3 separate regions of the Mus musculus genome follow, and regions 2 and 3 are each linked to region 1. The links are chromatin loops, found by intact Hi-C in ENCODE. Cell type or tissue: heart. All regions are shown on one strand.

Region 1 (8,000 bases):
CTATGCACTCACTGATAAGTGGATATTAGCCCAGAAACATAGAACACCCAAGATACAATTTGCAAAACACAAGAAAATCAAGAAGAGGGAAGACCAATGGGTGGATACTTCATTCCTCCTTAGAATAGGGAACAAAGTACCCATGAAAGGAGTTACAGAGACAAAGTTTGGAGCTAAGACGAAAGGATGGACTATCCAGGGACTACCCCACCAGGGGATGCATCCCATAATCAGCCACCAAACGCAGACACTATTGCATATGCCAGAAAGATTTTGCTGATGAGACCTTGTTATAGCTGTCTCATATGAGGCTATGCCAGTGCCTGGCAAATAGAGAAGTGGATGCTCACAGTCATGTATAAGATGGAACACAGGGCCCCCAATGGAGATGCTAGAGAAAGCACCCAAGGAGCTGAAGGGGTCTGCAACCCTATAGGTGGAACAACAACATGAACTAACTATATGAACTCCCCAGAGCTTGTATCTCTAGCTGCATATGTAGCAGAAGATGGCCTAGTCGGCCATCACTGGGAAGAGAGACCCCTTGGTATTGCAAACTTTATATGCCCCAGTACAGGGGAATGCCAGGGCCAAGAAGCAGGAGTGGGTAGGTAGGGGAGCAGGGTGGAGGGAGGGTATAGGGAACATTCAGGATAGCATTTTAAATGCATATAAAGAAAATATCTAATAAAAAAAAGTTAGGGAACAAAAGAGAAGCTATGCAAACCTGTCCAAGGCTTGGAGTGCTACAGCCACAAGGTAAGAGACACTTGAAACCCAGCTGGAATTGGTAGCAGTAGGCCACACCCCCTAAAAACAAAACCTTAGAGAGTAGAGAGTATTCATGGTCCTCTGACACCTTGATCTTGGGCTCCTGACCTGCAAGATGAAGAGAGGATTGTTATAGCTCTCCGCCATCTTGTTGGTGACAATGTGCTTGAGTCGCTCTAGGGGATTTGGGTATCACTGGTACCATACGACTCTACTGTCTCTGCTAGGTACCCACCAGGACACTCACAGTAGCTTTGTTCATAATCTCCCCAAGCTGGAAGTAGCTTAGACACTTTTATCATGGGCAGAAGCAACAGGCTAGATCAACGGCCACGCAAGCAATGGGATGGATGGATAATCACCCTCAACAATATAGACAAGCAAAGTAGCCCAGCAGTGGTAGCGCATGCCTTTAATCCTAACGGTTGGGAGGCAGGCAAATCTCTGAGTTTGAGGACAGCAGCCAGGGCTACACAGAGAAAAACCTGTCTCTAATAAATAAATAAATAAATAAATAAATAAATAAATAAATAAATAAATAGGCAAAATAGCCAGTTGTGGTGGTACATACCTGCAACATTGCACTGGGGAAACTGAGCAATAATTCTGAGACAGGAATTTCCAACTGTGCTGGCTTGTTTTATGTCAACTTGACACAAGGTGTAGTCATCTGAGAGGAGGGAACTTCAAATGAGAGAATGCCTCCATAAGATAGGGCTGTAGGCAAGCCTGTCGTAGGGCATTTTCTTAATTTGTAATTGATGGGGGAGGGTCTCTACCTTGTGGTAAGGTTACCCCTGGGTTGGTGGTCCTGGGTTCTATAAGAAAGCAGGTTGAGTAAGCCAGTAAACACCGGTCCTCCATGACCTCTGTATCAACTCCTGCTTCCAGGTTCTTGCCCAAGAACTAGAGACTTCATGCTTAAATGTTCTGAGGCCAATAACCAAATGCTAATCTTTTGTGTGCTGCACACAAGGCTTGGTACCTGGGAATTCCCAGCAACTCTCCAGATAGGAAGACATCAGAAGTTACAATGATGCCTGCCCATGGTGCAGAGGAGCCTATCCTGGGATATCAGCACCTGGCCAGAAACTTGACTCACTTCCAGCCTTCCAGACAGTGGCCTCTGGAGACTGAACCAGCTAGATGCCCAAGCACAGCTCTGTCCTGCAGGGTACTCAACCGGGGCCAGTTGGCAGGTCCCCAGCAGTCCACTTATGTGACATGGGAAACAAGAATGCACCAAACCTAGGGAAAGAGGAAGCTGCCCACTGGAAACTGAGAAGGAAAACACTGTGTGTAGACCTCATGAAGGCTGTGGGCTGGAAGTGTGCCCGACCCATCCTGGGGGCCAGATCATCCCCAGTGGCCCTGAGAATTTATCCCAACCATGAACAGATGTGGGTGCTGCTGGCATCTGGTGGGACCAGTGGGCAGGAAGGCCAGACATTCTGGGCTGTGTAGGACAGTTCTCTAGGACAATGACGTCTGTCCCTTCATGTGGGCGCAAGTCCGGCTCGAAAGGAGCCTCACCTAAAACCCAACCTCATTTTTTTTATACAAATGGGCTTTCTTTTCCTGCTTCTTCAGAAGAGCGACATCACATTTTATAGTACAGTCACCATGTACATGGAGGGAATGAGTGTGGCTCTGCAAATTTGGATGTGACCTTTTTAAGAAAATTGATGTCACCAATGGTCCCTCCGCTTTTGCTGTCTGAATCACACACGAGGCACACCTGTGGCTGCCTCCCCGGGGAGCTTCAAAAAGGGGGTGAGCGTCTGAGTCCTGATTCACGTGTGGGAGGATACCCGGTGTCTTATGTGGGAATTTTATGGCGACCCATCTTCCGTTTAGCTCTCCTTGGCGTGATTATGTGACAACACTTCTGAAATGATGGGACTAGGCAGGCAAGTTATATACTGGAGAATTCAGCCTGCAACAGAAAGGCAACGTGTTGGGTCAGGAGACCAGGGGAATGGTTTTGCACCGAGTTGAGCCAGGGTTAAATGGAGAGACCACTGAGGCCAGCCACAATGGGGACATGGCCGTAGGAAACGTAACCAGGGCATAGGATAAGCAGAGAAGGTCTGGAGTCATTCCACCCTTCCAGGCGAACACTTAGTGGGCACCTTTGTCCCGTGAGAACCCCTTCTATGCTGACATGTGAATGCTGAATGAAGACAAATCCAGGCAGAGGAGTCGCAAGCCAGGGCCAGAGGGCGAGGAAGCATGATGGGCCAGGAGACTTTGAACTTGAACCTACCCAAGTCCGTCTGCCAGGAGCGTGAGTGACTAAGCTCCCCAGAATCATCACTGCCTAGAGCTTGTGGAAGCATCGCAGACCTGCCCACCCAGCTCCACCACAGAGAGGTCGTACCTCGTCCCACTGCACTGGGTCTGGACTTCTTATAACACCAGGACTCTCGGGTCTTACTGCTCTGTCTCTACTTCAGATTCAAACCTGAGGATGTTGCAAGTCATCCTCAGATGATACCAGATGATACTGACTGGCTGGACACAGCCAAGAATGTTCACTGAGGCGGAGGTGGGGAGGGAGGTGGGACATCATGATTAAGAGCACTTGCTCTTACAGAGGACCTGTGTCTATTCCTCTTGTAACCATCGATGACGTCAGTTCCAGGGGATCCACAGGTACAACTCACACGTGCAGTGCCATGCAGTGCACATATATACACTTAGGTGTGTAGTCCTCTCAGGGACCCATTATAGATGGTTGTAAGCCAGAATGTGGTTGCTGGGAATTGAACTAAAGACATTTGGAAAGAGCAACCAGTGCTCGTAACGACTGAGCCATCTCTCCAGCCAGAGGTTCATATACTTAAAATAAAATAAATAAATAAATCTGGAGGAACAACAATATGAACTAACCAGTTCCCCCAGAACTCCCAGGGACTAAACCACCAACCAAAGAGCACACATGGTGGGACTCATGGCTTCAGCTGCATATGTAGCAAAGGATGCCTAGTCAGTCATCAATGGGAGGAGAGGCCCTTGGTCCTGTGAAGGTTCTATGCCCCAGTGTAGGGGAATGCCTGGGCCAGGAAGCAGGAGTGGGTGGGTTGGTGAGCAGGGGGAGGGGATAGGGGGTTTTAGGAGGGGAAACCAGGAAAGGGGATAACATTTGATATGTAAATTGAGAAAATATCTAATAAAAAATAAAAATAAAATTAAATACATAAATCTAAAAAAAAATTTTTAAAGAACATCTACTGTGTAGTGTTGATGCAAAAAATTCAGCTTTCACTTTAAAAGGAATGAAAGACTGTTTCTGGGGGAAAAAAAATTTAAGTGACCATGCACTGCAGATTCAAGGTACCCAAGTTCCATTTTCCAGTGTAGTAACTGTTTTATGAAACTATTAATAGGAACTGGACTAGGAGAATCATAGATAAATGTGTTTTAAATACTTTGGTGGAGACACCAGGTTAAGTGGGTCCCAGCAACGCAGAGACATGTCTATAAGAGGCACCAGATATTATCTGACCACATCCTTAGCTTTGGGGTTGTCAGGAGCGAGGGGGTCTCTATGCATTCCAAACAACTTAACTAATAACCAGAAGGATGTTAGGTCACACACAGAGGAGGGCAAAAAAATGGCTACGACTGGCTAAAGATGGTCCAAGATAATCTGGCTCTGGACCTGCAACATTCCAACCTCTCCCATCACAGAAGTCCTTATCGATCAATCAATATTTATAGACGCAGTTCCCTCCCAGCAATTTTCCTTCACAGTGGTCATGGCTACCCTGAGGCAGGGTATGAGCCAATCAGATCTCCAGAAGTCGGGGACCACTTTGGGTCAGGATCGGGAAAGGTGCAGGGACTTCCAATTCTGCCTCTGCGTCAGCAACAAAGTCCCCAGGGTACTAGGGTTCTGTACTGAACTTGGCTAGGAGGGCACAGGTGACAGGCAGCTAGAGCTCTCTTCCTGCTTCCGGGTTCCAGGCTACCACTCCGAGAGCCTAGAGGCTGAATCCTCGTGGGTTTCGACGCCCTCTGCTGGCCATTTCTACCACTGCACTTGGATGCCAGAAGACTAAACCAGGAATGAGAAAGTATTTGGAAGTTTGTAGCCCTATGATAACAAAGACAAGGAAACTGGTCATGGAGAGAAGATGTGAAGGATTCACCCTAGCCCACAAAATCCCCATAATATTAAAAGTATTTTTGGGGAAAAGTACTGTTCTTGATCTGAGAATGTAGCTTAGTTGGTAGAGGGCTCACCTTGCATGCGAAAGTTTCCATCCACAGCTCTGCCTGGACTATAGTGGGCACATACACCTAGAGGCCCAACACTGAGATGGTGGGTGCAGAAGAAACATAATTTCAAGGTCAAGGCCACTACTTAGTAAGTTTGAAATCAACCTGGGCTATGTGAGACTCAGCCTCAAACCAAATAAAAACTAAGAGCTCTCAAGGGTTCTTCTTTTGATCTTGTTTACATGGACAGAATAACACCCACCCAACAGCTGTCTCTCAGTGAGAGTTACAATGTATCCCGGGGACTGGATTATCATCAAGCCCATTATTCAGATAAGAAAACTGAGGCCAGCCCCCAGCCGGAGACAAAGTCTTGTGTCCTGAGCCCACAGTTGCCATTACAGATGTCAGGGGATTTTGAAGGACAGCAGTAACCACAAGTCCTTGGAGCTTTTAGCCTGAGCACATTACACTTGGAGGCTGTTGGTCTGTCTATTTTCCTGAGTGGGCCCTCTACTGAGCCCTGACTACTCAGGCCCTGCCTAGTGCTCAGGGGCCCTGTGGAAACAGAGAAAAAGTCCTGTGTGGGCTCTGGTGCAGAGCGGCCTTCTCCACTTGCCAGGGACACCCCAGACTGGTTGTACTTAGTGTGATAGGCTCCAATAAAGGGCTGGTGCATAAGGCAGAGGGTCTGATACACCTACTCCAAGTTCCCAAAAGCCCCATGGGATGCACTTGCATAGGTGACGTCCCCCATGTTTCCTGGAATGAACCAGGTGATGCATGGGATGGAAGGAGACTGAGGGAGTCTGCCCGTGTGCTCAGGAAGGCCAGATGCAGCTCAGAAGATGGCTCCATTACTAATGTGTTTGCCTTGAAAACAGGTGGAGGGGCTGGCGAGATGGCTTAGTGGGTAAGAGCACTGATTGCTCTTCTGAAGGTCCTGAGTTCAAATTCCAGCAACTACATGGTGGATCACAACCGCCCGCAATGAGATCTGATGCACTCTTCTGGTGTGTCTGAAGACAGCTGCAGTGTACTTAATTATAATAATAAATCTTTGGGCTGGAGTGAGTGGGGTTGGCCAGAGCAAGCGGGGCCACCAGAGCAAGCAGAGGTCCTAAAATTCAATCCCCAACAACCACATGAAGACTCACAACCATCTGTACAGTTACAGTGTATCCATATGTTGTGGATAGTTCTGGGGCTAATTATATTTGATGTTAATTCCGTTCTCCTGTGAGTGGTTTTGAACAAAGAATGAGTCAGCACTCAGGTGATTTCCTGTAAACCTGCTACCCCCCTTAATTTTTAAAATAAAGGAGAGCTGATGATTGGGCAGATAAAAGGGAAGGTGGAGCTGAAGATGGAGAGAGGGAAGAAGGAAAAAATGGAAGAGGGAGAAGACACCGAGGAGGAAGAAGAAAAGCGGAGCAGAAGCGCATGGCCTGGAGAAACCACAAGTTCTAAGGGGTCTCACAGATGTGGAAGGTGGTAGTGTAGCGGTAGTTCTGCCCAATGCCACAGCGTGTATTCATATTAATTGAGTTATGCTTTCATTGCCAGGGCATATTTGGGTTGAAAATTTACCACAACACCCATATACATAAAATAAATAAATCTTAAAATAAATAAATACATAAACATTTAGAAAATAAAAGAAATTTATGAAATGTTTAAAAAGAAAGAAGAAGAAGAAGAAGAAGAAGAAGAAGAAGAAGAAGAAGAAGAAGAAGAAGAAGAAGAAGAAGAAGAAGAAGAAGAAGAAGAAGAAGAAGAAGAAGAAGAAAAGAAAACAGGAGGGCCTGGGACCCATCTTCAGAACCCACTTTACAAAGTTAGGCACGTGGTCAACACTAGGAATCCTAGCATTGTGGAGGCAAAGACAGTGGACTCAAGTTGGCAGCCACCCAAAGATGCTTGGCAGGTTCAGGGCCAGAGAGAAACATTGTATCAAGAATAACAAATTCAATAGCCGGGCGTGGTGGTGCAGGCCTTTAATCCCAGCACTCGGGAGGCAGAGGCAGGTGTAAAGAGTTCGAGGCCAGCGTGGTCTACAGAGTGAGTTCCAGGCCAGCCAGGACCAAAAAAAAAAAAAAAAAAAAAAGAATAACAAGTTCAGGGCCAGAGGAAACATTGTATCAAGAATAACACTACCACCAACAGCAACAACAATGAATATGAGATATCTGAGGGTGTTCCCAAACCCTGGTACACTCTCAAACACAAAAGAGTCAAGGGTCTGGGAGGTGGAGTTAAGAGTACTGGCTGCTCTTGCACAGAGTCCAGGTTCACTTTCCAGCACCCACATGACGACTTATAACCACCCAGGGTATAATGATGGCCTCTGTGAGTCCCATGCATACGCTTGGCACACAGACATCCACAGACATCATGCAGGCACTCCTATGCATGAATTAAAAGTCTATAAATCACTAAGAAACGAAAGGATGTAGCTCACTGGTAGAGCAACACCAGAGAGGGCTAGCTCTTGGCCTCTTCTGTAACATCTTTTAAAAGCAAGTCCCTCTGGGCTGGGACGATGGCACAGGGGTAAAGCACTTGTCACACAAGTCTGACATCCTGAGTTGCATCCTTGGGACAACTCTAACAAACCCATGCCCTTTCTATTAAAATAATACTTGGTTTGTGGTCTACTCTGGTTTTTAGAGCTTTTTCTTTTTCCATGCTTGTGTAGCCTATTCCAATACAAGGATTAGGTCCTCAGTAGCTACTTCTTAGTACTGGGCTGACTGACTTCACAGCCGTGTGCCTCGGTCCGTCACAACTACAAACCAGAGATCGTGATAATAACACTAACCATAGAAGGATCACGGGAAGAGTCAAGGAACTAATATTTTCTATGTGCGACGTTTGCAGAACCTGGGGCACAGATAAGTCTCAAAAAAATCTGATGGTGCTTGGTAGTTGTGAGTGGAGGATGCCCGGCCCGGAACTCTCACTTTGGAAACTTGGGCGGCAGCCTGGAGGTTGGGTTTAATTGG
Region 2 (8,000 bases), 340 kb before region 1:
TCGATTCTCAGAGCCCACACGGCAGCTCACAGCTATCTACAACTCCAGTTCCAGAGATCCAACACCCTCTTCTGGCCTCTGTGGGCACGAGGCACACATATGGTGACATTATGTGCCTGCAGGCAAGATACTCATATACATAAAATACAAATAAATCTAAAGAATAATAAAGGAAAAATTACTTTAAAAAATTATCAAAGCAAGGGTCCTCGTTAGTTTTTTGCGGACTTGACACAAGCTAGTGTCGTTTGGGAAGACAGACCTCAATTGAAAAAAATGCCTATAGGCAAGTTTGTAGTACATTTGCTTGACTAATAATTGATTTAAGCAGGCCCAGCCTACTGGGAGTGGTGACGCCCCTGAGCGGATGGTCCTGGGAATGCTGAGCAAGCCAGTAAGCTGCACCCCTCCGTGGCTTCTGCCTCAGTTCCCGCCTCCAGGTTCCTGTCCTTCTAGGGTTCCTACCCGACTTCCCTCAGAGTGACAGAGTGCGGCCTGAGAACTGTAAGATGAAATAAGCCCTTTCTTCCCCAAGTTGCTTTCGACCACAGCACCTCTCATGCAATGGAAACATTACTGAGACAGCCAAGATGGCTCAGCCTGGGCAAAACCCACTGATGTAGGACAATGCCTAGACTGATCTAGCAACAGAAATCACAGCATCTCAACAGGCATAGAAAAAAGAAAAATAAAATGTACATATCAATGTGGTATTTTGAATGTGGTGGCACCCACCTGTCATCCCAGCACTTGAGAGGCTAAGGCAGAAGAAGAAGATCGTGAGTTCAAGACTAACCCAGACTATACAGGGAGACCTTGATTCATAAATAAATAGAGGCTGGACCAGAGAGACTGCTCAGAGGTTAATGGCAAGTGCTGCCAAACCTTACAACCTAGGGTCCTCACAGTGGAAGGAGAGAATGGACTCTCACAGGTTGTCCTCTGGTCTCTACAATCATGCCATGGTACACACAGCCCTCTCATCCCATGCCCCCATCAAACAGAGAGAGAGAAGAGAGAGAGAGAAAGGGAGAGAGATTTAAATTGTTGTTTATTGTTGTTTTTACAAAGGCTGGAGATACAACTCAGGGTAGACAGGTATTTACCTGGATTTGACTCCTAGCACTACACATACAACATGCACACACAAACACACATATATCACAAACACCATACACACTGCACACATAACACACAACATACTACACACACATAGTATACATACCCCATATACACACATACATACACACCACACATACCACAAGCACACATCACAAAAACAGCACACATTACACATATATACACAGCATACACACACATGCATACACACCACACACATATACACTACATACATACACACTGACATACATGCACATTGACACACACGCACACACCACACATACATTCATCACACATACACACACTACCCCCACCACCACCAGAGACCACCTCTGGTGTCTCTGTCACATGTCTCTGACTCCATGAGTGCCACCAGGCTGTCCCCACCACAGTGGACTGAGACCGTGGGCCACAACTCAGCCTTTCCCCATTGGAGGTCTTCTATCTGGGTACTGTGGTCCCGGCAACAAGCGGTAACTTACACTGTTCTGTGTTTACTGCTGTATTTCAGACCTTTAATATTTCACAGATGACCCTTTTACCATTCTGCTTTCAGGGCAGAAAAGGAACATAGGGCCATATCAGCTCTTCCCTTGTGCCCTCTGAAATGTCAACCGCACATTCGAGGAGCTGAGATGCGCCTCCCTTCTGATCTCCATCTGCACCAGCTCACTGGCTGAGCCCTGTGCACACACATGCACATATATGTATAGATACAGATATGCACTCATACACAAGACTCATGTGTGTGTGCATGTAAACACAAACATACATGCTCACATGCACACATTGAGATACGCATATGCACACAGGTGTACCTACACACTTTTGTGTGCACGCATGTACATACACATATGCTCCTGGACTGTTTCTAGCTAACAGCCTGGCAAACACTCTGTCCACCTTGCCTGCCTGATCAATAACACAGTGATTGTGTAAAGGTGAGATGTATTCTAGGTGGAAATGACCCTCTAGTCACTGGCCTGTGACAGATCTTGTAAACAGCTCTGCGTCCAACAGTCAAGTCCTCTGGCCACCCACAGGCTGGAGATAGGGGGTGCCCCAGGTACCTGGGTGTCCCATACTCTGGAAAGATGTCTGGAAACATCTCTCATCACCAGCCTGAAGGTTGGACTACCCGTTCAAATTCAGAAGCACTCACACACACACACACACACACACACACACGTTTCTTTTGAGAAGGTGGGGTGTCAGGCATGGCAAGGAGATTATTGGCCTCATTTGGCACTTGGCTCACAAGCCAAATGAGGATGTAGAAAGCATTTCTTGGTGAGGCTCTGTGGTCAAACCTAACCCAACAGGGAGCCTGGGTGGACACTGGGGTCTGAGTAACTCCAGATATCAGTGAGCCTGTCCACCCCAGTGAGCTGTCAGCAGGGTCAGAGGACATGTCTGTGCCAAGCACGGTACCCACTTGGGTCATGCAAACAGCTGTTGTACAAGTCAGATGACTGACTAAAATAATGGAGGAATTATTCTCCTCATGCTCAAGGAAGGCCCCAGCTGGACAGGGGAAGGGACCGACAAAGGGAGAGGAAGACGGTAAGACCCACAGGGCTGAAGATGGGGAACTGAGTTTCCAAGGGCCGGAGGATAGCACAGCACGCTGACAGTCTCGTCTTCTGAAGGTGGGAGCAATGAGTTTTCAGGAGCCCAGGGACAGTCACCAGGGTAGAAACCAACCAGAGTGTCACTGCTAAATCTGAGGATTCCTATCCCCCATCCCAGCTACCTCAGGCTAGAATCACCTGCATCCAAAATGATCCATCAAGCCATCAGGATATCTCAGGGAATGTGGGCCCTTCCCTTCCGACACTTGGCCATGAACAAGCTGGGTGGGCAACCTCTAGACTTACTGGACACACAATCCCTGGCCTGACCCCAGGTGGTCTCTTGGGCTCTGTGACCTAAGAGGGGAAGGAGAAGGGGAAGGAAGAAAAGGAGAAAGAGAATGAAGAAGAAGAAGAAGAAGAAGAAGAAGAAGAAGAAGAAGAAGAAGAAGAAGAGGAGGAGGAGGAGGAGGAGGAGGAGGAGGAGGAGGAGGAGGAGGAGGAGGAGGAGGAGGAAAAGGAAGAAGGAAGAGGAAGAGGAAGAAGGAAAAAGAAGAAAAAAGGAGGAGGAAGAGGAAGAAGAGGAAGAAGGAAGAAGAAAAAAGGAGGAGAAGCAGCAGCAAGAAGAAGGAGGAGAAGGAGAAGAAGAAGAAGAAGAAGAAGAAGAAGAAGAAGAAGAAGAAGAAGAAGAAGAAGAAGACGAAGAAGACGAAGAAGACGAAGCAGCAGCAGCAGCAGCAGCAGCCTCACCTAGACCTCTGGGTTTTAAATGTAGGTCATTAATTTTAAAATGCCAACCCACAGGCCAAACCAAAAATGAGATACCAACTCAGGTGCCATGTGGCATTCTGACCACCAGAGGGCGACCTTGGCATGGCTGAATGTTTTCCCAGGGTTCCACCTAGCACATTCCAGGGAGAATAGGGAGTCCTTAAACCTCAATTCAATCAGTATGTTTCTCCGCCCTCCCCACCCCTCCCTCCTCCTCACCCCCTCTCTCCTTTCTACCATCCTCCCTCCCCTTCCTCTCCCTCTCTCCTCTCTCTCACATGCACACAAGCCTACACAGAAACACACTTTTTGTTTTTTTAAGCTGTAATAAAAAGTTTAGGTTGTGGCTGAGCATTGGGGAAGCTGAAGTAGGAGAGTCAATTTGGGGCCAACCTGGGCTACATAGCAAGTTCTAAGACAGCCTAGGCTACTATCGAGGTCACTTCAACGTGAAAGAGTGTAAGTTGAAATACATCTTGGATTGGGGATGAGGCATGCTGTCTTAACAACAACAGAAAGTGACTAAGAAAGGAATTTAAGTGAGGCTTAAGGAGGCATCCTAGTAGGAACCCAGAAGACAGTGGCAAAGTGTATGTGTCATGTATGTGTGGTCATATATATATATATATATATATATGATATATATATGATAACATATATTCTGTGTCACTGTACATTGCATGTGATCTGCTTTTTAATTTTGATTTCACAGGGGTTAACAGTTTATGACAATTCCAAGAGTCTCAGAAGAGACCCTGAACTTTACGGTGGTCTCGGGGCTAAAAGACCATGGGGACTTTTGAAGTTGGACTGAATGCCTTTTGTACGATGATGTTCCACACGCCTATTTTGGCCAGGGAGTGGGAAATGCTGGCTTGAATAAAAATGGGCCCCATAGGCTCATACACTTGCATGTTTAGTCCCCAGTTGAATATCTGTAAGGATTAGGGGGTATGGCCTAGCACATACAAAGCCCTGGTCCCCTCCTGACCCTATAACCTGCTACCTCAGGGTAACTCACTCTATAATCCCAGCGCTCATTGGCTGGAGGAAAGAGGATTGGAAGTTCAAGGCCAGCTTTACATGAAGTTGAGGTCAGCCTGGACTACAGAAAATCCTGTCTCAAAAATAAAGTCATAAAATCATAAAACTCAGAGAAGGCTATGAATAATTTGCAGGATTTCCTTCCTAGGTGATCTAATAGTGTGCTGTGCATTATACTGTATTTTGTTTTTCATATACTCAGAGTTATGATCAAATTTATGGCTATGGAATTCCCACCAGGAAGATCAGCAACCCCCATGCCCTGACGTGTCTCCTACAGCTCCACCATGGTTGCGGCCGTTTGCTGGTCTCCTGAAGTCATCCACGGTCACTCTTGCCCATGCGTCCTTGACTCAGTGGGAAGCTAAGCCTTTCCCTGTGGGCTTCTCGGCTCTGCGCCTGAAGCAAACACGAGAAGAGCCGAGGGTCCTCTTACCGATTTTTGCTGGTCAAACATGAGTTTCTTATAGAAGAGATGGAACTGTTCAAAGCTGAGCTCATCTTTCTGTGCGCCGATTTCCTGCAAGCACAGAAGGCAAAGGTGAGCGCACATAGTCGGGTGTCCACCCTCACACCTCCGCCCTCTACACAAGAACTGAACAGCTGGAGGAATCAACCCAACGTCCTCTGAAGTCAGTGATTCCCTAGCCTATATGTATATATATGTGCATTCTTATGTAAACACATATACATAAGAATATATATATATACATATGCATATATACAACAATTCCAAGAGTCTCCTAAGAGACTTTGGACTTTACAACAGTCTTGGGACTAAAAGGCCATGGGGACTTTGAAGTTGGAGTAAACACATTTTGCATGATGATGTGACTACATGTCTATTTTGGCCAGGGAGTGGACCCGTGTATGTGTGTGTGTGTGTGTGTGTGTGTGTGTGTGTGTGTGTGTGTAAGTGTTGTACATATATACATACATACATACATACATACGTGTATGTATAAAGAAAGAGAGAAAACCACACAGGGATTAATAATAACATTTTTCTCTTCTCCCTCTCTGTCTCTCACGCCTGCTTTCTGTCTTGAGGAGGAGGAGATGGGCAGGTCCAAGAATGGCAGGGTCAGGATCAGCTTGGGTCTGCTGTCCCAGGAACTCAGTAGTACTCAAAGGAATGAAGTTGTTCAGCAAGGGGAATCCCACGAATGACACTGACATGACTGGGTGAGCCTCCTATGGGGGCTCCCCGGACCACGTGTTCATTTCCCGACAGCATCTCTCTGTGGGAAAGTTTCACCTTCATCTCCTCCATCCATCTATCCTTGCCCCCTGCATCCCATCATTCCTGGGGCAGAGAGACTTTGCTGGCTGTCCCACCCACAGCTCAAGAACATAGCCTACTTCAGTAACGGGGGAAGAAAGGACAACAATTAGGAAAATGGGCAGTTAGAGTAAGAGGACAAAACGCAATGGCAGATGTCCTCAGTACCCTCTCAAAGGCATCTGCCGCAGCAGTTTACAAAGGACCCATGTGCTCCTGTAACTAAGGTGACCAACTGCAAGAAGGTCCAGAAAGTGCTGAAAGGCAGACTGGTTCAGACAGATCTGCACAGATGTCCCAAGTCACACCATCCAGCAACATAGCCTTCACTTGCTCCATCCTCAAGAAGTCTTCCAATAGTCACAGGGTTCCATTGGATAAACCAGGACTAATGTGCTCGGAGGCAGAGGGCTCTGTTGGATGCCATTCCACAGAGCCCCAGGCCAGCATGGGTTCCTGAGAGAGGCACTAAGCAAGCCTAAATTCTTGTCCCCCAGCTGAGCTGCCATACTTACCACCAGCTTGTCCTTGAGAAACTTGATGCCGCTCACTTTGAAGTTGACCAGGGGCAAGATGGTCTTCAGCTCCCGGAGGCTGATGCTGCAAAGACAGAAATCTCAATCCCAATAGCCTCAGGGTGGCCAGAGTGGGAAGCATTGTACAACTCTACCGACCCCCACCTTGGCACCCCTCCATGAGAAAACCAACTAGAAGCAAGGCCCTTTAAGCCAGAGGAAAGGAACAACCTGATAGTGGAGGCTGGTCCCTACCCCCTCAGCGATGGTAGTAGACATGGGTCACGTGGGAGATGGCTCTGGAAGCCAGTGCTGTGGGAGACCCAATGGGGTTTGTAGAACACCACAAGCCTCAGGCACCCGAAGAGTCTCGGAAACATGCTCACGTGGTTTTAAAGCAGAGTGAACCAGAGGGGGGCAGATGGGAAGGCATGTGGTACCTGCTATGTGCCAGGTAGCTTAGTGTCAGCTAAGCCATGGCACTTCTCCACCCTACTCCCTTGTATCTATACACACACAGCACCAAGCTCTAGCCTCACCGTTCAGAATGGGTGGAGGCTGCGGCTGGACCCAGGGCAGCCTAGATCCTAACCAAATCCCACAACAGTCATCAAGCCAGAACAGGTGGTATCAGAATTTTCCAGGAGCTACTCCTGAGCTTCTAGAGAAGAGGAGAGTAAGGGTCAAAAAGGGGACAAAGGGAACAATGACGCAGATGCTAATAGAACCCATCACGTTTAGGGGTCTGCTCCCCAAGGTCCAGCTACAGACTCCCAGGATTCAAAAGCCTCCCAAGGCAGCCCTTAGGGCCACTGCCACCTCCACGGAGGAAACCGAAGCTCAGAGAAGCCTGCTGTGTGAGCAAGGTTAGACTAGACTCACTGCAGTCTCACCCAGAACAACCACATTCCAAAGACCTTCGGAAGACACCAGAAATGAGGGGGCCGGATGGGTCACAGGTAAGAGACTCGGGTCCTTCTAGCCAAAGAGCCAAGCATCCGGCAGAGTTAGAAAAGGGCTCAGAAAGAACCCGGCCTCAAGTGTGGGTCTCCACACTTATCAACCTGGCCTTTGTCATCGTCAGAGAAGAGCCGCGTGTGTGACTCCACACACTACAGCAGTCACATCCAGCCTTCTTGCCCCCTTGCTCTCCCACGGCAGCACAAAGAGCGTTCAAGGGTCCTGTGGAGGGCGCGAGGCCCTTGTGCTTACACATAAGCACTAGGGAATCCAGGGATGTTAGAATCACGGGGTAGTCCCTTCAAGGGAAGAGATGAATAACCTGTTCTCTGCCCAGAAGGCTGAGAATGGTGATAGCCCCGTGAGCTCAGACCTGGCTCCCCAGACACTTAGGTTTATCTCAGCCATCCTACCGAGGCCCTTATGTTAAGCATTGTCTCCCAAGCTACAAAGTCCATCTCTATGGAAGGGTTCACACAGACTTTAACAAAGAAGTGTCAATGCAGTCATGCCTTAAGCTTTACTGTACAGAAGGGATTGAGTTGATCAGCACCCAAGAATCTTTTTTTTCCCAAACTGTGCTGTACTTAAACGTGTGTGAAAGAAACTGCCCGGTGTCAGACACTCAAAACTTAAACCAACACTCTCTTAGTGAATTGTGCTGAACTGACCTTCTCCCTACTTGCCTCCCTCAGAGCAACATTCTGCTGGCTCTGGTGTTTACAGGGGCACCCACAG
Region 3 (8,000 bases), 250 kb before region 1:
TCCCAGCACTCCGGAGGCAGAGGCAGGCGGATTTCTGAGTTCGAGGCTAGCCTGGTCTACAAAGTGAGTCCAGGACAGCCAGGACTGCAGAGAAACCCCGTCTCAAAAAACAAAAAAACAAAAAAAAAAAAAAAAGAAGGAGCAGGAAAGGAAGGGTGGAGCCCTCCAGGGTTCCCCAGGTATCACATCCAGGATTCCCCATGAACCGGCATCTCACCACCAGCACTGGGCTCTGGCTGACCTGCTGGACTGTTACTGATCTGGCCACCAGGGGGCAGCAGAGACTGGGAAGTGCCTGCAAGCCCCGCCCTCCCCGACTCCTGATCTAGGAAGTTCTGCAACTGGGCTTGAGGTTGCAGTCTTTTAAGTTGGGCAGTCTTGTAAGTTGGGGGGTTGGCGGGGGATGGGGTGGGGTGGAGGGTGGGGGGTGGGGGGAACACTGGAGGGGTGGGATTCTATTTCCCAGAAAGGGGCTCTGGTGGGGTTTTTTTGTTTATTTGTTTTTTTGTTTGTTTGGTACCATTTGTGTAGCAGTAACCTGAGGGCTGTAAAAATCTTCCAACGTGGTATATACACTGTGGTGAAAGGAAGGAGGTTTCTGATGCACGCATAGATGATGGGGGCCGGGAGGGCTTGGTACCTTCCTCTTCATTTACTTGCAAGTCTAATGCTGCCAAGACAAGAGAAACCGACTTTTGATGAAGGAGATGAAAATATTTGAGGAAGATTATCTTGCTCTGCATGGATTGGAACTTTACATGAAGGGATATGAGATGGCTCAGTGGGGTAAAGGGGCCTGCGGACAAGCCTGACCACCTGAGTTCGGTCCCTGGGACTCACATGGTAGGAAAAAACCCAACTCCCACAAATTGTTCTCTAGCATTCACACACACACACACACACACACACACACACACACACACACACTGAATGAATGAATGAATGAATGAATGAATGAATAAATAAATAAATAAATAAATAAATAAAATAAAGGCATGCACCTTTAATCCCAGAACTTGGGAGACAGAGGCAGGTAGGTCTGTTTCAGGCCAGCCTGGTCTACAGAGTGAGTTCCAATATAGCTAGGGCTAAACAAAAAAAGGGGCTGGAGAGATGGCTCAGCGGTTAAGAGCACCGAATGCTCTTCCAGAGATCCTGAGATCAAGTCCCAGCAACCACATGGTGGCTCACAGCCATCTGTAATGAGGTCTGATGCCCTCTTTTGGTGTGTCTGACGAGAGCAATGGTGGTGTACTCATGTATAAAATAAATAAATAAATCTTTTAAAAAAGAAAAAGAAAAACAAAAACCAAAAAAGCAAACAAATAAAAATCACATTGAGCATAACTAGCAAGACTCTTTCTCTTTCTTTGTTTCTTTCTTTCTTTCTTTCTTTCTTTTTTTTTTTTAACAAATTCTTTTTTTTTTTAAAGATTTATTTATTTATTATATGTAAGTACACTGTAGCTGTCTTCAGACAGCACCAGAAGAGGGAGTCTGATCTCATTACAGATGGTTGTGAGCCACCATGTGGTTGCTGGTATTTGAACTCTGGACCTTCGGAAGAGCAGTCGGGTGCTCTTACCCACTGAGCCATCTCACCAGCCCCTCTTTCTTTCTTTCTTTCTTTCTTTCTTTCTTTCTTTCTTCCTTCCTTCCTTCCTTCCTTTCTTTCTTTCTTTCTTTCTTTCTTTCTTTCTTCCTCTCTTGTTTGTTGTGCTGTTTTTGGTTTTGTTTTGTTTTGACTGAGTAAACTGTGTAGCCTGCCCAGCTAGGGGCTTGCTTTTCAAAGGGTCCTGTGGGCAGAACCCAGGGCCTTGTGTGCTCTAGCGCTAGTTCCTCAGCCGCAGTGAGTCCATTGTTCTCTCCTTGGGGACACTTTAAAAGCCAATTTATATAAAACAGTCAATTAAAGAGTTACCAGGCGATCACAGCTGGTCCTGACTTCAAAATAGAAAAACGAGAAAGAACAAGGGAGGAGAGATAACCAACGTGAATGTCTCCCGATACTCACGGTAGATGAACGCATGAGCACAGTGTGGGCTGTGGGCCTGTGAGATGGCTCAGCACATCAGGGGGCTTGCTGCCAAGTTTACAACCTGGGCTTAATCCCTGGGACCTCCATGGCAAAAGGGAACCAGCTCCCAGACACTCTCCTCTAACCTCCACTTGTACCCTGTGGCACATGTGTGCCTGCACACACACACACACACACACACACACACACACACACACACAATTACTTGTGTCTACACAAAACACAATAAACTATTTTGGGGTGGGACATGTATAGAGAGTGGAATATTATATAGCCATGAAAAAGACGGCAGTGATGACCCATGCTACAATAAGGATGACCCCGGAAGACATATTCAGAGAGATAAGCTGGATGCAGAAGGTATGCATCATTTGATTCCACTTATCAGAGATCCACAGAGTAGCTAAATGGAGCAGTTAGAGACACACATCAGAAAGACATTGTCAGACACTGAGAGAGGAGATGGAAATAAAGAGTTAATGAGCCATGTGCAGAAAAAAGTGATTCAAACCAGGGGCTAGGGATGTAGCTCAGGGTGTGAACATGCAAGGCCCCAGGCTCCATCTCCAGTAACGTGGCACACACAAGAAGGTCAAAATGACGAGTTTAGGATACACACATTTTAATTACATTTAGTGGCGCTGGGGGGCTGGGCATACACACTCCATAACACTCATGTGAAGATCAAAGGACAACTTAGGGGAATTGGTTCTCTACCCACAACATGCGGTTCTCGGAGATTCAACTCAAATCATCAGGGTTAGTGGCAAGCACCCTCATTGCCTAGTGCTTGCTAACCACTTGCAACAGAAACAAAAATGTGTTCCCACAGACAACAGCATGCCACATCTCTTGCTTGGGTCATTTAACATGTCTGGGGGACTTTCCCAGGCAGTCAGGGACCAGAGTTAGTTCGGGGCTAGTCTCAGGTCTTGATGCCCTGGGGAAATAGCTAGTACCTCCAGGTGTTCATCTGTTCATTTAGAGGTTTTTAAAGGATGTGCACAGACTAACCGGCTGGCAGACACTGTGCCTTCAAGAGACAGAAGTGAACTCCTGCCAGGCTGTCCCTGCCTGACCAAGGAGAAGAAGTGTGTTAAGCAGTCCTGAGCACAGAGAGGTAGCTGTGGTCAAAACGCCCATTTTCAGGAGCTAGAAAGCTGGTAGCTGGTGGCAGGGGGTGGGGGTCACACCGATTTCAGGGCAGAAGCAGATCCCTTTAATCCCAGCACTTGGGAGGCAGAGGCAGGAGGATTTCTGAGTTTGAGGCCAGCCTGGTCTACAGAGTGAGTTCCAGGACAGCCAAGGCTATACAGAGAAACCCTGTCTCGAAAACGAACAAACAAACAAAAACAAAAACAAAAAAATCAAAAAGGGGCGATCGATCCTTGAGACACTGCAGGAGTCTGAAGAATGCTCACAGTAGAGGATTTGGGTCGGGGACCCAACTCTTACCTTGTCCCTGTTCCACAGTGATTGTCAAAGCTCACACCTGGGCCACCACTGGAACAGCAACCCCAAAAAAAAAAAAAAAAAGCCACAGTAACCAACCAGGGTCAAGGGTGACAGCAACGGGAATGAGAGAGAGTACTTTATCCACCCTCACACCCGGGCTGGGGAAGAACCAGAGAGGGGTAGTTCAGAGGAACACATCTGAGATAGAAGCCTTCTTCAGCAGTCGTTAAGAAACTAGAAAGAAGGCTGGGCGGTGGCAGTGCATGCCTTTGATCACAGCACTCGGGAGGCAGAGACAGGAAGAGCTTTGTGAGTTCAAGGCCAGCCTGGTCTGCAGAGTGAGTTCCAGGACAGCCAGGGCTACACAGAGAAACCATGTCTGGAAACAACAGAAGGAGACCAGAAAGAAGGACATGACAGAACTACCGCCTGGGGGGTGGGGGGTAGCTCAGCTCTCGCTCAGTGTCTACAACCTGGAAACTTTAGGGCTCTCCTCATTCCCCTTCAAGGAGCAACCAGCAGGGGGCAGCCGAGCCCTAGCACTGTCCCTCCTCCACCCTTTCCATCTGCTGGCTGCTGTTTTCTGATACAAGCATGGCCCACAGAAATATTTGTGGAGCCCTCAAATGTGGGGCAGGGCAACACCCCAGCACTCCACTTCACCCAGTGGAGGAGCCTTGCCCAGATCTAGTGAGGGAGGAGGGCAGGCAGAAACCTCTTCTACTGCCCCCTCCTCCTTCCTTTCCTTCTCTCTTTGAGACAAGATCTCTGTAGCCCAGGTTAGCCTCTAACTCACTAAGTAATGGGGAATGACCTTGAACTCCTGGTCACTTTTGCCTCCATCCTCCAAGTGCCGGGGTTACAGTATTTATCGCCTTACCCAGTTCTATCTGGCACTTGGGAATGAACCCAGGACTTTGTGAAAGATAGACAAGCCTTCCACCAACTGAGCTATAGACCTAGCACAGAATTGGTGCTCTTTGCCCTCGGCTGGACCCTTCTGAAGGAGGAGATCTGCAGAACGCCCAGCTCCTGCAAGGATACTACAGTTCCGCACTGTAGATTCTAAGATTACAGTTTCTAGACCCCAAAGCGGGGGATCCAGGTTCCATCTCACAGAGTTTCCCGTCCTTCTACCTTCGAAGCCAATGCAAGAACGCAGCCACATCTGAGACCCAGGGGCGGGCAGGCAGGGAGCCCTCCTGGTCCTGGCACCCTGACTCCTCCTCCCTGCAGGAAGGACTGTGCTCCGGGCTGAGCTGCAGCCTGTGAGCCTCAGCCTACTCTGACTGCTACTGCCCTCCTTCCCAGCCTGGTGTGTGTGTGTGTGTGTGTGTGTGTGTGTGTGTGTGTGTGTGTGTGTGTGTGTGCGCGCGCGCGAGCGTGTTGAAGGGGGGAGCTCTGCAGCAGCTGCCTCCTGTAAGGGAAACTGGGTCTCCATGGTAACATTGACGTCAGGGGCCCAGGTTGGGAATGAGGCCTCCCGCCCCCAGTGGCCAGCTCAGCCCAGCCTCAGCCCTGATCTGCAGCAGCTGGGACCCCGGAGTGCTGAAGCCGCCGGCCTTGCCCTCTGATCTGACCCATTAGGGGATGCGGGGATGCCAGCGGCCCTCGACAGGTGCATGCATCCCGGTGGACCTTGCTACCTGTCCTCCTTTGGCAGCCCCCATTTTGTCCTCAAAGTGCCCTCAGCTGGTTGCTTGCTTAACAGACCCTGCTTCCTGCTCCATTTATCATCAGCCCCCTCCCACAGCGCATGTGCACTTAATGAGAATGGGGAAGAAGGTGCCGGGAAGGCAACCATTTCCCAGCTTATCATTTAGCGCACACCCCACTCTATACCCGACCCCAGTTCATTGTTCTGGGATAAAGATCCAAGAGGCCTTAGTTAGCCCTTCCTCTGCTGTGCAGATCTAGAGGTCTTCCCTCCGGTCTCTCCAGCCCTTCCCAAAAGCCTGGCCCTGCCTAAGGGTGTCCCGACATGCTCTCCCTCTGCCTGGAAGACTGGTTCATCTCCACTCTGGGGAGTCATTCCCAGAGTCTTCCCGTCTGGACTTAGGCAGCCTCTGAACCCAGGCTCCTCTCAGAGGTCCTGTGCCTTTTATCCACTCTCCTCATGGCTGCCTCCTCACTTAGACTGGGTGGGGCTTGAGGTCACAGATGGCTTGTGTTTTATACGTTCCTGAGTCCTTGAGGTGCCTGTGTACAATAGATGTATATGCTCTCTCTCTCTCTCTCTCTCTCTTTCTACACACACACACACACACACACACACACACACACACACACACACTGGTGAGATGGTTCAGTGAGTACGGACATTTGACCCCAGGTCTGGCAGTCTGACTTTTATTTACTTATTTATTTTTTCGAGACAGGGTTTTTCTGTGTCCCTGGCTGCCCTGGAACTCACTTTGTAGACCAGGCTGGCCTCGAACTCAGATATCCACCTGCCTCTGCCTCCAAAGTGCTGGGACTAAAGGCGTGTGCCATCATGCCCGGCTGACTTTTTTTTCTCTTCTATCTTTCTTTCTTTCTTTCTTTCTTTCTTTCTTTCTTTCTTTCTTTCTTTCTAGATTTATTTATTCTATATATGTGAGTATACTGTAGCTGTCTTCAGACACACCAGGAGAGGGTATCAGATCCCATTACAGATGGTTGTGAGCCACCATGTGGTTGCTGGGAATTGAACTCAGGACCTCTGGAAGAGCAGTCAGTGCTCTTAACCGCTGAGCCACCTCTCGGGCCCCAGGCCTAACAATCCCCAGGTGCCATGTGGTAGAGAAAGAGAACGCTCCCTTTCACAAGCTCTTCCTCGACCCTGCCGCCCCGCACTCCCCCCTCCCCCCCAATAAATGAACATAAAGTGTAATAAAAATCAACTTTGTGTGTGTCGTGCTGGGTGGGAATGGGATCCAGGGTCTCCTACAGCACCCTGAGCTACACATGGAGACAACCCCCCCCATACATTCTCACACAGCCCTGAGACTCAGTTCATACACACATCAGCCACATATACCTATGGTCCATACGCTAATGTTTATAGTGTCTCAGACTCACAGAGCCACCACAGTCAATCTCAGATGTCTTCATTGTCTTGAATGACACCTGTTTGTGTCAGCACTTGTGCCTCCCCGCTCCTCCCGGTGCTCCCATGCCCTCGATGGGTTCTCTGTCTTAGAAGCCACATGCATGGACTCATCAAACTGAGAGAATGTGAGCCTGTGCCAACAAAGGGAGGCTGCAACCCGCAGTGGCCACAGAGGACCACCAGAATTCTGAGGAATCTCTGACTTGACTGCCCCAGGGACACACCTGATTGTTCGAAATGCAAGCTAAAACAAAAACAACAACAAAACACTGCAGTTTAGGGTCGGGGTGTGGCTCAGCACTAGACAGCTTGCCCAGTATGCTCAAATAATTAAGTCCCTGCATTTTCCCCAAACCCCAGCCCCACCCTCCAATCCTGTCTGTTAGAGATGGCTCACACACCTGAGTCACTGACTCCGTTCCATCGCCCAGCAAGCCAGCACGCCCCACTAACCCAGTATCCATTCAGTTATACCATGCAAATGTGTGGGTCAGATCTGTTTCTCCCTCCTATTGGACATGCAGTAGGCTGTCATATTCATGACTGCCGCATTCTTTGCATTCAACCAGCTGCGCCTAGCATACGCAACGCCTTGGAATCACCACCAATAACGCCAGTTGTGGTGGTGGACGGCTGCAACCCCAGCACTTGGGAGGTGCCACATGGGACGAGAAATTCAAGTCCATCCTTGGCTATATGGAGAGTCATAGGCTATCCTGGGCTACAGGAGACCCTGTTAAAGGGGAAGACTGGGGGGAGTGGGGGACTAAACTCCAGCCATTGAGTGTCTCTGCTTCTCAGAGTCATTTTCTGGACTCCTGTTTTATAGAAGTCCTAGAACTGGCCGTACCACATCTGCTGAGCCCTTAAAATGTAGATAGCCAAACTTAGGTGCACTCTAATCCTACACCACGGTGTCTCGAAGCCTCTTATGGGAAGTAAGAGCATGCCCACTGCTTCATTGCTATTTTTACATCGGTTGCATGTTGAAAGGAGAATGCTTGTGGATAAATAATCACTTGATTACAATCGATTCCAGCCAGGCCTGGTGGTGCGGTGCTTTGATAGGTTTGGATCCCCATAGATTCATGCTCTTAGAGGCTTGGCTCACAGGACGTGCCACTATTACAAGGTGTGGCCTCATTGGAGGAAGTGCGTCACCATGAGGGCCGGCTTTGACGTCTCGTGTGCACCCAGTATGGAATCCCAGTCTCCTCCTGGCTGCCTTCAAGTCAAGATGTAGAACTCTCTGCTTCTCCAGCACTATGTCTGCCTGCACGCTGCCATGCTTCCCGCCACAGTGATGTGCCAGTCCCAGTTAACTGCTTTCCTTCATAAGAGTAGCCTTGAGGGCTGGAGAGGTGGCTCAGCGGTTAAGAGCACTGACTGTTCTTTTGAAAGTCCTGAGTTCAAATC

What was found. A loop is a pair of places that touch in the nucleus more often than their neighbours do. Peaks named below come from ENCODE experiments on the same cell type or tissue, not always from the same donor. Only the 100,000 strongest peaks of a DNase experiment are listed, where the experiment ranks them.
Region 2: a loop joins it to region 1, with 8 times the contacts of the local background. A loop is called at or near these places in 14 of 42 quality-filtered maps.
Region 3: a loop joins it to region 1, with 5 times the contacts of the local background. A loop is called at or near these places in 39 of 42 quality-filtered maps.

The regions. Positions count from the first base shown.
Region 1 is chr8:117,221,519-117,229,518 of GRCm38, reverse strand. No RefSeq gene overlaps it. Among named protein-coding and RNA genes, the nearest start is that of Cmip, 32 kb to the left of the region's middle. In heart, a CTCF peak has its summit at 4,799 (motif pointing left); a DNase peak (open chromatin) is centred at 4,678; H3K4me3 peaks cover 456 bases; H3K27ac peaks cover 333 bases.
Region 2 is chr8:117,565,189-117,573,188 of GRCm38, reverse strand. Plcg2 (phospholipase C, gamma 2) reads right to left here. Exons shown (of 33, transcript NM_172285.2): 6 at 6,303-6,387; 7 at 4,942-5,025. Among named protein-coding and RNA genes, the nearest start is that of Plcg2, 71 kb to the right of the region's middle. In heart, a CTCF peak has its summit at 3,545 (motif pointing right); no DNase peak of the experiment used is centred here.
Region 3 is chr8:117,467,417-117,475,416 of GRCm38, reverse strand. No RefSeq gene overlaps it. Among named protein-coding and RNA genes, the nearest start is that of Mir7078, 12 kb to the right of the region's middle. In heart, CTCF peaks have their summits at 261 (motif pointing right) and 4,016 (motif pointing right); DNase peaks (open chromatin) are centred at 286, 4,036 and 4,976; H3K4me3 peaks cover 1,052 bases; H3K27ac peaks cover 1,732 bases.